2 separate regions of the Homo sapiens genome follow, and region 1 is linked to region 2. A link is an interaction called in ENCODE POLR2A ChIA-PET data of the cell type or tissue named here. Cell type or tissue: Caco-2. All regions are shown on one strand. Links, peaks and the distances in the headings refer to the core of each region. The heading gives the core; the rest is flanking DNA. Region 1 has its middle 5.8 kb from the start of MYO1E. Region 2 overlaps MYO1E (myosin IE).

Region 1 (5,377 bases), core at 200-5,199, 220 kb after region 2:
GGTGGCTGGTGACTGTAGTCCCAGCTACTCGGGAGGCTGAGGCAGGAGAATGGCGTGAACCCAGGAGGCGGAGCTTGCAATGAGCCAAGATCACACCACTGCACTCCAGCCTAGGAGACAGAGCGAGACTCTGTCTCAAAAAAAAAAAGGAACATTTTCCCAATTCTGATTTCCATCTGTTTTTCAGAGGATTCAGTAATATATTGCCAAATATTTATTCTTTCTTTTTTTTTTTTTTTTGAGACGGAGTCTTGCTCTGTCACCCACGCTGGAGTGCGGTGGCGCAATCTCGGCTCACTGCAACCTCTGCCTTCCGGGTTCAAGCTATTCTCTGCTTCAGCCTCCCAAGTAGCTGGAATGACAGGCACCCGCCACCACACCCAGCTAATTTTTGTATTTTTAGTAGAGATGGGGTTTCACCATCTTGGCCAGGCTTGTCTTGAACTGCTGACCTCGTGATCCACCCACCTCGGCCTCCCAAAGTGCTGGGATTACAGGTGTGAGCCACCGTGCCCGGCCTTCTTTCTTTTTTTGAGATGCTCTGTCACCTACACTGGAGTGCAGTGGCTCTATCTCGGCTCACTGCAACCTCTTGCCTCCTGAGTTCAAGTGATTCTCCTGCCTCAGCCTCCAGAGTAGCTAGGAATACAGGCGCCCACCACCACACCTGGTTAATTTTTGTATTTTTAGTAGAGATGAGTTTTCGCCATGTTGACCAGGCTGGTCTCTCAAAGTCCTGATCTCAAATGATCTGCCTACCTCAGCCCCCTAAAGTGCTGGGATTATAGACTTCAGCCACTGAGCCCAGCCAGATATTTATTCTTATTCAAGACCATAGTAGCAGTGAAGTGGAAGCAACTTTTAAAATTGTAAAACTCATTCTAGACACATGATGGAGCTAGTCAGATAAGGCTTTGTAAATACCTTGGCATGATTAATTGCATTTTTTCTGGGGCTGAATGAAAAGGAACAAATAAAAAAATCAAAATGAATACAAAGTAAAATTTTCTGTATAAATCTATCAGTGAACTAAATCATTGTTTATGCATTTTGGAAAGCAGCAAGAAAATAATATCGAGCAATAAAACTAGTTTCCCTGTCAATACCATAAAAAATCATTCAGAATGCACTCACAACACTAAAGTTAATTAATGTGGGGCTGGTGCGGTGGCTCACGCCTGTAATCCCACCACTTTGGGAGGCTGAGGCAGGTAGATCACCTGAAGTCAGGAGTTGGAGAGCAGCCTGGCCAAACATGGTGAAACCCTGTCTCTACTAAAAATACAAAAAAAAATTAGCTGGCTGTGGTGGCAGGCACCTGTAATCCCAGCTACTCGATAGGCTGAGGCAGGAGAATCTCTTGAACCCCGGAGGCGGAGATTGCAGTGAGCCGAGATCAGGCCAGTGCGGGCCAGCCTGGGCAAAAAGAGTGAGATTCCGTCTCAAAAAAAAAAAAAAAGAAAAGAAAAGAAAATTTGGCTGGGCACAGTGGCTCACACCTGTAATCCCAGGACTTTGGGAGGCCAAGGCAGGTGGATCACCCGAGGTCAGGAGTTTGAGACCAGCCTGACCAATATGGTGAAACCCCGTCTCTACTAAAAATACAAAAGTTAGCCAGGCATGGTGTCCTGCACCTGTAGTCCCAACTGTAGTAGAGGCTGAGACAGGAGAATTGTTTGAACCCGGGAGGCGGAGGTTGCAGTGAGCCAAGATCCTGCCACCGCACTCCAGCCTGGGTGGCAGAGCGAGACTCCATCTCCAAAAAAAAAAGAAAATTTGTCAATGGGAAAATTAGAAACCTTTAACAAGACACTAATGAAAGAGAGACTTGTATCATATCAGTGTGAAATGTCCTCTACAATCACTATTTTTATCATAACATACATCATGTATTAGGTTCACTAGCTATTAGCTACTGAGCTAAGTGCTTAATGTGCAATATCTTATGTAATCTTCCATACGACCCTGTTAGCTCCATTTGCAGTTAAGAAACTAAGTTGAGAAGACTTAAAGTAATTTGACCAAGCTATTACTCAGCTATCCTGCATCAAATACATACATTTGTCTGGCTCTGAAGCCTACACTATTACCCTTTAAGCAGTGATTGCGTAATAGAAATGTCCATCAGAAGAAATTGTCCCTAATGCAGGCCCAAAATGAATAGGAACACACTTATTAAAACCCCGTGAGCCTTTCCAAACCAGAGCTCCCAGAAAAATTGTTGCTTTTTAATGGAATATAAAAATTACATTTACACAGTAAGTTTAACTCTAAACACTTTTTCCCCCAGTATGTTGATATTGGTTTATAAAAAGGATGTTGAAGAGAATTTCACCAGTTGTATAATGTAACATGATGCTACTTCTGATTAAGATAAATTAAGGCCAGGCACGGTGGCTCACACCTGTAATCTCAGCACTTTGGGAGGTCGAGGCAGGTGGATCACCTGAGGTCAGGAATTCGAGACCAGCCTGGCCAGCATGGTGAAACCCCATCTCTACCAAAAATACAAAAAAGTAACCGGGCGTGGTGGCAGGTGCCTGTAATCCCAGCTACTCAGGAGGCTGGGGCAGAAGACTCACTTGAACCCAGGAGGCAGAGGTTGCAGTGAACCGAGACAGTGCCATTGCACTCCAGCCTGGGTGACGGAGGGAGACTCTGTCTCAAAAAAAAATAAAATAAAATAAAATTATTTTGCCTTAAGAATTATTTTACTGAAGTAAAGGAATAGAAATGATTTAAATATATGCTTAAATTAGCAGCTTATTAAAAGCATGTTTGTGTAGATTTATTATTATATTTTCTCTGATTTAAATCAATATTTTCTTTTCTTCCAGTTTCAATTTGATTTTTACATTCAGAAGATAAACCTTGATCTTTCTCCAAATCTAAAAAATTTGGAGTTGAAACAATGATTAATACTAGTTATGGTGGTCCATGATCTAGCAAGGAATGAGGAAGTCCATGGAAATGAGCTTTGCAGATAACTAAATCTCTTGTCCATACCTTGATGTTCTTTATTTTCCCCACTCACTGTCAATGTTTACTTTCCTGTTGGATCCTGTGTATTCTTATAAGTCATCTGAGCTCTTTGCTACAACAAGGCAAGGCATGGATCAATAAATATGTGCATTTCAAAAAGTAAAAAATAACAAATCTCTGCATGAACCTTGCCTTTTTTCCTTTTTTCTTTCTTTTCTTTCTTTTTTTTTTTTTGTTTTTGTTTTTTTGTTTGTTTGTTTGACAGCACCACACTGTGTCTCCCAGGCTGGAGTGCAGAGGCACAAACAGGTATCACTGTGCCAGGCTCAAGGGATCCTCCCGTCTCAGCCTCCCAAGTAGCTGGGACCATAGGTACACACTACCTATAGCTCGGCTAATTTTTTTATTTTTTGTAGAGACAGAGTCTCACCATGTTACCCAGGCTGGTCTCGAACTCCGGGCTAAAGCAGTCCTCCAGCCTCAGCCTCCCAAAGTGCTGGGATTAAAGGCATAAACCACTACACCCAGCCAAATCTTGTCATTTTTAGATACCAAGACTTTTTTTTTTAACTTTAAGAAAAGTTTTTTCTGAATGAAACTACACATTTCATGGACTTCTGAAAATACATTGAATGTCAGGCAGCTTTTGCTTTAAGACTCAAGGTCATTACCATAAATATTGATTATTGCACAGGATTGCACGAACCAAGGTCCTGGGGGACTGTCAGATGAAATGACTGTTTGCCACTATCTTTCATGGTCTTGGACTGCTGTACTTATATGGTTCTCCTGTGTTTTTTTTTTTGGTGTGTGTGTGTTTATATCCTCCACTGGCAGAGACTTATTTATTTATTCATTTATTTATTTATTCATTCATTCATTCATTTATTTTGAGATGACATCTTGCTTTGTTGCCCAGACTGGAGTATGATGGCATGATGACAGCTCACTGCTGCCTTAAACTCCCGGCCTCAAGCTGTCCTCCTGCCTCAGCCTCCCAAATTGCTGGAATTACAGGTGAGTGACCACATCTGGCCAAGAGAGACTTTTTTCTGCCGTTATGTGTTGCTCCAATTTAGTCTCTTTTACTAACAAGGATCAGAAGAGCACATGGGTTACTTTAAAGAAAATAATGTTGTTTTTTTTTTTGAGGCGGAGTCTCACTCGGTTGCCCAAACTGGAGTGCAGTGTTGTGATGTCGGTTCACTACAACCTCCGCCTCCCAGGTTCAAGCGATTCTCCTGCCTCAGCCTCCCAAGTAGCTGGGATTACAGGTGCACGTCACCACACCTGGCTAATTTTTGTATTTTTAGTAGAGACAGGGTTTCATCATGTTGGCCAGGCTGGTCTCTAACTCCTGATCTCCAGTGATCCAGCCGCTGCACCCTCACAAAGTGCTGGGATTATAGGCGTGAGCTACCATGCCTGGCCTTTGCTTTATTTTTTTGCTTTTGTTTTTGTTTTTGTTTGAGATAGAGTCTCACTCTGTCACCCAAGCTGGAGTGCACTGGCACGACCTTGGCTCACTGCAACCTCTGCCTCCCAGGTTCAAACGATTCTCATGCCTCAGCCTCCCGAGTAGCTGGGACCATAGGCACGTGCCACCACACCTATCTAATTTTTGAATTTTTAGTAGAGATGGGGTTTTGCCATGTTGGCCAGGCTGGTCTCGAACTCCTGGCCTCAAGTGATCCAAGTGCCTCAGCCTCCCAAAGTGCTGGGATTATAGGCGTGAGCCACTTCACTAGGCCAGAAAGAAATTTTTTTTTAAAGTATACATGCCCAGGAGCCCAGGAAAAACAAGACAAAAGAAGGCAGGGCTGTGCATCTCTGCGTGGTTGGATGTTCTTTTCTTGTCTGTCTCTTGAAGCTTCTCCCACTTAACTCACAGTTGTTCCTCTTCCCCGATTTCAGCTTGCAAAGTGCCTGTAGCCTGTCACGATCTGACTTGGGCCCTAGAATAACGTTTTTTACAATGTTGCCCACAGCTCACTGGAAACTGCCCTCTAGACTTTTGATTCAAGTTCCATAGGGAGAAAGGGACGGAGAGAAAAAAAGAAAGAATCTGACTCACCCAGCTCAACCTTTTAAATCACGCCACCCAGGTCATAGGTCACTGACAAGGAAGGCTCTGCTGGGACCAGGTGCCTGTCCAGTCACATTCCAAGCAAATGCTGTGAGAGGAGTGATGTCCTAAAGCTTACTGCCCCATTAAAAAGAGATGGCAGATGGGGACAGAGTCTCTGGGGAAGGAAGACAGGGTAGACACTCCAAATTTAGGGCATGCAGCAGTTTGCTGACTTTGCCTGTCTGCTGCCTCGATTTCTACACTTAGTGAGTCCAGGAGGGTAATTCCGTTCACCTCTTCAATAGAAAAAAATGTATGGCCTTTGTA
Region 2 (5,377 bases), core at 230-5,229:
TCATGTTCTAAATGCTAAGTGGCTGAGCAGGTTCACTAATGCTGCGGATCAACGGGGTTGGCATGAAGCCCGTTCTGGCACTGACTGCACACCTGCCTACGTCAAGCGCCTTGCACGCAAGAGTGTGTGTTCTACGGTCCTTGAACTAAACACAGACCACAAGGAGGAGAAGCAGACTTGTACCCTTGACACAGACATGAAGGAATGAGGAACAAGCTGGGGCCAAAGGAACACACTGTGGGTCACAGTCAGGGCTGGACAGCAGGGCCAGAGGAGCCAGAGGAGATCTCTGCAGAGACATCTATGTGGGGAAGAAAAACAATAGGGTCTTGAATGGAACAGGAAGGAAGGTAGGATTAAACCAGCTGGAAGAGGGGTGCAGAGGGAATTTCTTATAAAGAGAAGAGCTGAAGAATAGAGAAGGGTAGGAGGTGACAAGGTGCACAGTGCAAACACAGCAAAGGAGCTGCAGCTCTAGGGCCTGGGAGAACCGACCACGTGGGATCGGGGCAAACCCAGTGTGGCCTGCTGGACGCTTCCCTCCCAGTACCTAGGCCACTCTCGCCACCCCAAATAAGATAGAATCCAACACCTATTGGGCAATTTCCCCTCGGGGGCCCGCCGCACAAACATAGCCTGCTGGTTATTTGCAGCCTTTCTTTGCCCGGCTCTGTGCCCTGGGGTCTGAGTCCTGTGGACAGCCAGGCCTCTGCCTTCCAGTGGGGTGAGGCCTATAGGCCAGGCCAACAGGAGGCACTGGAAGGAGACTGGAGTGTCAGGAGGGAGGTGGGGGACTTCATGTGCCTCCTTCCTGACTGTAGCCTTCAGTTCACCTCGTTCCTCCCTCTGCTGCTTCAGGTTTGCGGATAATAATGATTTCCTGCCACTCCCTTTCCCTGGGTCCCTACTTTGTTCCCTAAACCCCGTCCACATCTTTTCACTGAAAAATCGCTTCAGAAATCCCTCCAAAAGTTGCTGTCTGTTTTCTGCAAGTACTAACGGATACACAGACATACATCAACATTTTCTGAGTGGCTCTACATATATAAAGATATGATGGCATTTGCTGGTATTGTATTAATATGTTAGAGAACATGTTAAGGTGTACCTTTGCAGACAGATTTGAGAAATGGCTAATTAATTAATTAATTTTTGAGATGGAGTTTCGCTCTTGTTGCCCAGGCTGGTGTGCAATGGCGCGATCTCAGCTCACTGCAACCTCCACCTCCTGGGTTCAAGCAATTCTCCTGCCTCAGCCTCCCAAGTAGCTGGGACTACAGGCATACGCCACAACACCTGGCTAGTTTTTTGTATTTAGTAGAGACTGGGTGTTGGTCAGGCTGGTCTCAAACTCCTGACCTCAGGTAGTCCGCCTGCCTCGGCCTCCCAAAGTGCAGGGATTATAGGCATGAGCCACCGTGCCTGGCCTAGAAACAGTTATTTTATATAAGGCATCTTCATGTGTGTGATCACACACAGGCTAAATCTTAGAACAATATCACAGTATATGCATACATAGCATGTATGATTATTCTATGCTGTGTGCTATAGATATAAGTTTATAAATATCAATTATAAATACAAAAATAAAGGCCAGGGAAGGAGTTAGACTGGGGTTTGAGGTAGTGCGTGTGTGTGTGTGTGTGTGTGTGTGTGTGTGTGTGTGTGTGTGTATGGTGTTTTATTTCTTTTTCATCTTCTTTTTTTTAATGAGGCAGGGTCTTGCTCTGTCACCTAGGCTGGGGTGCAGTGGCACCCCAGTAAAGATCATGATTTACTGCAGCCTTGACCTCCCAGGCTCAAGCCATCCTCCCACCTCAGCCTCCGGAGTGGCTGGGACTACAGGCATGCACCACCATGCCTGGCTAATTTTTACATTTTTATTTTTGTGTGTGGAGACAGGGTTTTGCCATGTTACTCAGGCTGGTCTGGAACTCTTGGGTTCAAGCGATCGTCCGGCCTTGGCCTCCCAAGGTGCTGGGATTATAGGTGTGAGCCACCACGCCGGGCCCAGTCAATTTCTTTAAAGGTGGCATAGAGGATGATGTTGGTATTGTGGACAAGATCTGACTGGAAAGGGAGGGGAAATTTGAAGCTAACAAACTTTGATTTGTTTTAACCACAATATTGTAATGCCAGGTGTACTGATACATAAGTACTAAGTCCCTCAGAAACTTTTAACCTGCTCATTTTCCTTGCTGTTGCTTTAGTTTGAAATGTTCCATTCTGAAGAAAGCGTGAGCCCCAGCAAGCAGAAGGTGTACTGATTCTCAGCCCCCACATCTGTGCACATGTTTGCAGCATTTGCTCGGGAGACTCGGGGGAGCGGCGGCAGTTCTGCCTGCAGGGCCCGTGGAGCACTTACGGGAGTTCTTGGGCAGTCCAGGTCCGATGCTGACCTGCAGCACTTTGTTACTGGGCTTGAGGACAGCCAGGTCCCCAAACCCTTGGTGGAACTGCACTTGCCGGGAGCCCCCTGCACTCCAGGGGCCCCAGTTTTCCTTTTTCAACTTCAGTTCAAGCCTGCAAAAAGCACAGTGGGGTTAACAGGTCGAAGGACGCAGTGAGAAAACGGTGCTCAGAGATCCCGCCACGGAGTTCTGCTGCTGGAAAAGCATAAACATGAGGCGAGAACGGACAATCTACACCAGGAGCAGGGCCCTGAGGATGCGCACCGCATCCATGGGGTGGCACTGTCGCTGCATGACAATGAGCCAGAAAAAGGAGCATCTGGGGCCCGGTACCGTGAGACACCAGGTGGTGAGGGAGGTACATCTGGCTAATGTGCCAGTGCCACTCTGTCAGGTGGTCTCAGAGGCGCCTGCTGAGGGGACAGAGGAAAGAGACAATTTCCAGGTCATACCGCTGTGCTGTCATTGTGCTTCCAGCTGTTGTCCCTGATTCTGTGCTTGTGGAGGACTGAGAGATGCCAGACACAGGCCAGCTTGAGGACTCTAGCATAGAACCTGGCTTTGTTTAGTCCTGTACTATTCTTGCACCATCACAGCCCACCCAGGGATGGAAAAAGACACACACTAGCAACCAAAATCCAAATAGAAGGCAGGATTTACCTGCAATTCCCAAACTCCCCATCCAGTTTTAATGCTTCTATATTGCATATATGCCTGTATTATGCAATCCTTATTCTGTTTTTAAGTTATATTTTCTGATATCATAAGAAGGAAAAATCATAATTTTAAGTAGCTGCCTATTATAAGTTTCCCTCATCATGATATAAAGGCTTTGTCTTGGCCTTATTTTTGTAGCTAGGAAAAGATGGAGGATATTCCCATTTTATAGATGGGGAAATTTAAAAAGAAAAGCTAAATAACTTTCTTTCTGTGTTTTAGACAGGGTCTTGCTCTGTTGCCCAGGCTGGCGTGCAGTGGTGCGGTCTCAGCTCACTGCAACCTCTGCCTCCTGGGCTCAAGTATCCTCCCACCTCAGCCTCCCGAGTAGCTGGGACTACAGGCATGCACCACCATACTCGGCTAATTTTTTTTTTATTTTTTACTTTTTGTAGAGATGTGGTCTTACTATATTGCCCAGACTAGCTAAATAACTCTTACTCAGCAAATATGAGATTAGAGGGTCAACAGTATGCCAGCCAGTACCTGGTCCATTAGATCATGTTGCCAAAAGAAATGAAGGTGAGGCTGGGCATGGTGGCTCAAGCCTGTGATCCCAGCACTTTGGGACGCCGAGGCGGGTGGATCACTTGAGGTTAGGAGTTCAAGACCAGCCTGGCCAACATGGTGAAACCCCGTATCTACTAAAAATAAGAAAACATTAGCTGGGTGTGGTGGTGAGCACTTGTAATCCTAGCTACTCAGGAGGCTGAGGCAGGAGAATTGCTTGAACCTGGGAGGCAGAGGTTGCAGTGAGCCAAGGTCGCACCACTGTACGCCAGCCTGGGCAACAGAACGAGACGCCATCTCAAGAAAAAAAAAAGAAAAAAAAAAAAAAAGAAAGAAAGGTGAACCACCTACACAATACGTTGGCCACCTATAGTCCTCAAGCCCCCGGAGGCTCTACCAATAAACAGGTTTTATTATGCATTGGTTTGGGGAATTTAAACCCCCACCTCTGTCACTTTTATCTGCTTCCAGTGTGATTCTACTCCTGTCTGCTCTCCTAAATTAAAAAAACCCTTTTTTGGGTGATACATAAAAATCTGCCTTTGTCTGCCTCATTCAGGTGATTTTTGTCTAAATGATAAAATACACTAGTCTATGAAGTCATTATTTCACAGAAATGCAAAAGTAACCTTTTCAAAGTCTGTGACTACTATCCAGACTGTCTTCTGCAGGCTCTAAGGTTCCACTGGGGCCAGCCAGACCCCACTCTTCTCCTCGCAGGCCTCCTCCAGCCCCATCCTGAATCGCAGGGGTGCGATCAAGACCCCTTTTTAGCTACACGCAGAAGTCTGGGTCCCAGATCCGGACTTACGTATTGCTGAATTTCAGAGGTAGTTGCTTCTGGGTCTTCTCCTCGTAACGCTTTGCTAAGAGGCTTAGGAATTCAGTTTTGAAGACAGATTCAAGCAAACTGTCATACTCTTGCTCATGGAGAATAAAAATGTCATCCTGCATAGTACTGTAAAGAGATTGGACAAACACACTTGGTGAAAGCTGTGCTTCTGTTTACTCTATTGTTTTTTTTTTCTTCCATTTTAAAAATCCTGCAAGATAGTGCTAAGATTTTACAGTCTTTCTTTCTATAAGTAATAATCTTTCAAACAAAACCAACAACAATGAATTACATAATGAAATTGCTGAAATCTGCTTTCAAAGAAGGTTTATAGTCCAACAAAAGCATGATCAAAGTACTTTTTCCACATGATTTTTACAATCAGGAACTTAAGGACAATTTAGCCCATATTAAAAAAAAATCCATTTTCAAGTCCAACTTGTGTTTTTAAGATCATAAAAATCCAGAAAGTTATGAATAGAATGCAGTTGAAAAGGGATGACTCTACATTTAAGTTCCAAGTTAGTATAATTTATGATATGGTTATAGCTATTGTAGTAAATTTGAACTTGAAGAATCATAAGCTCGGTTCTCAAGAGGGAAGCCAATATCCTGGACTTCAAGGTACTTATTAAGAACCTTCTGGCAAACAGTGCTCTGTGGACACTGTAGGCCAGGAGCTACTAGAACGTACAGACACATCCAAGTTCAGAAATGCGAAGGCCAGAATGGACAAACAGCAAACAAGCAAAAATCATCACCTTCAAGCTAATGAATTTTGTCAGACAAGGAAAGAACACACCTTTGCGGGAACTGCATGTTTGGACAGGGTGGGATTGTGGAGAAATTTATGCCTGGAGGGGAGCAGGTGTTACAAGCTATAGGGTGATGGCAGAGAGACGCTGAG

The links. ChIA-PET counts read pairs that join two places held together with the same protein. Peaks named below come from ENCODE experiments on the same cell type or tissue, not always from the same donor. Only the 100,000 strongest peaks of a DNase experiment are listed, where the experiment ranks them.
Region 1: POLR2A ChIA-PET joins it to region 2 with 17 read pairs; 8 of 35 experiments call an interaction of 5 or more read pairs at or near these places.

The regions. Positions count from the first base shown.
Region 1 is chr15:59,376,031-59,381,407 of GRCh38, forward strand. No RefSeq gene overlaps it. Among named protein-coding and RNA genes, the nearest start is that of MYO1E, 5.8 kb to the left of the region's middle. RefSeq lists an enhancer at 4,034-4,535. In Caco-2, for the core only: no CTCF peak of the experiment used is centred there; a DNase peak (open chromatin) is centred at 5,111.
Region 2 is chr15:59,158,708-59,164,084 of GRCh38, forward strand. It overlaps MYO1E (myosin IE), which reads right to left. Exons shown (of 28, transcript NM_004998.4): 23 at 4,450-4,596; 24 at 2,366-2,523. Among named protein-coding and RNA genes, the nearest start is that of MIR2116, 9.9 kb to the right of the region's middle. RefSeq lists an enhancer at 2,426-2,927. In Caco-2, for the core only: no CTCF peak of the experiment used is centred there; a DNase peak (open chromatin) is centred at 2,704.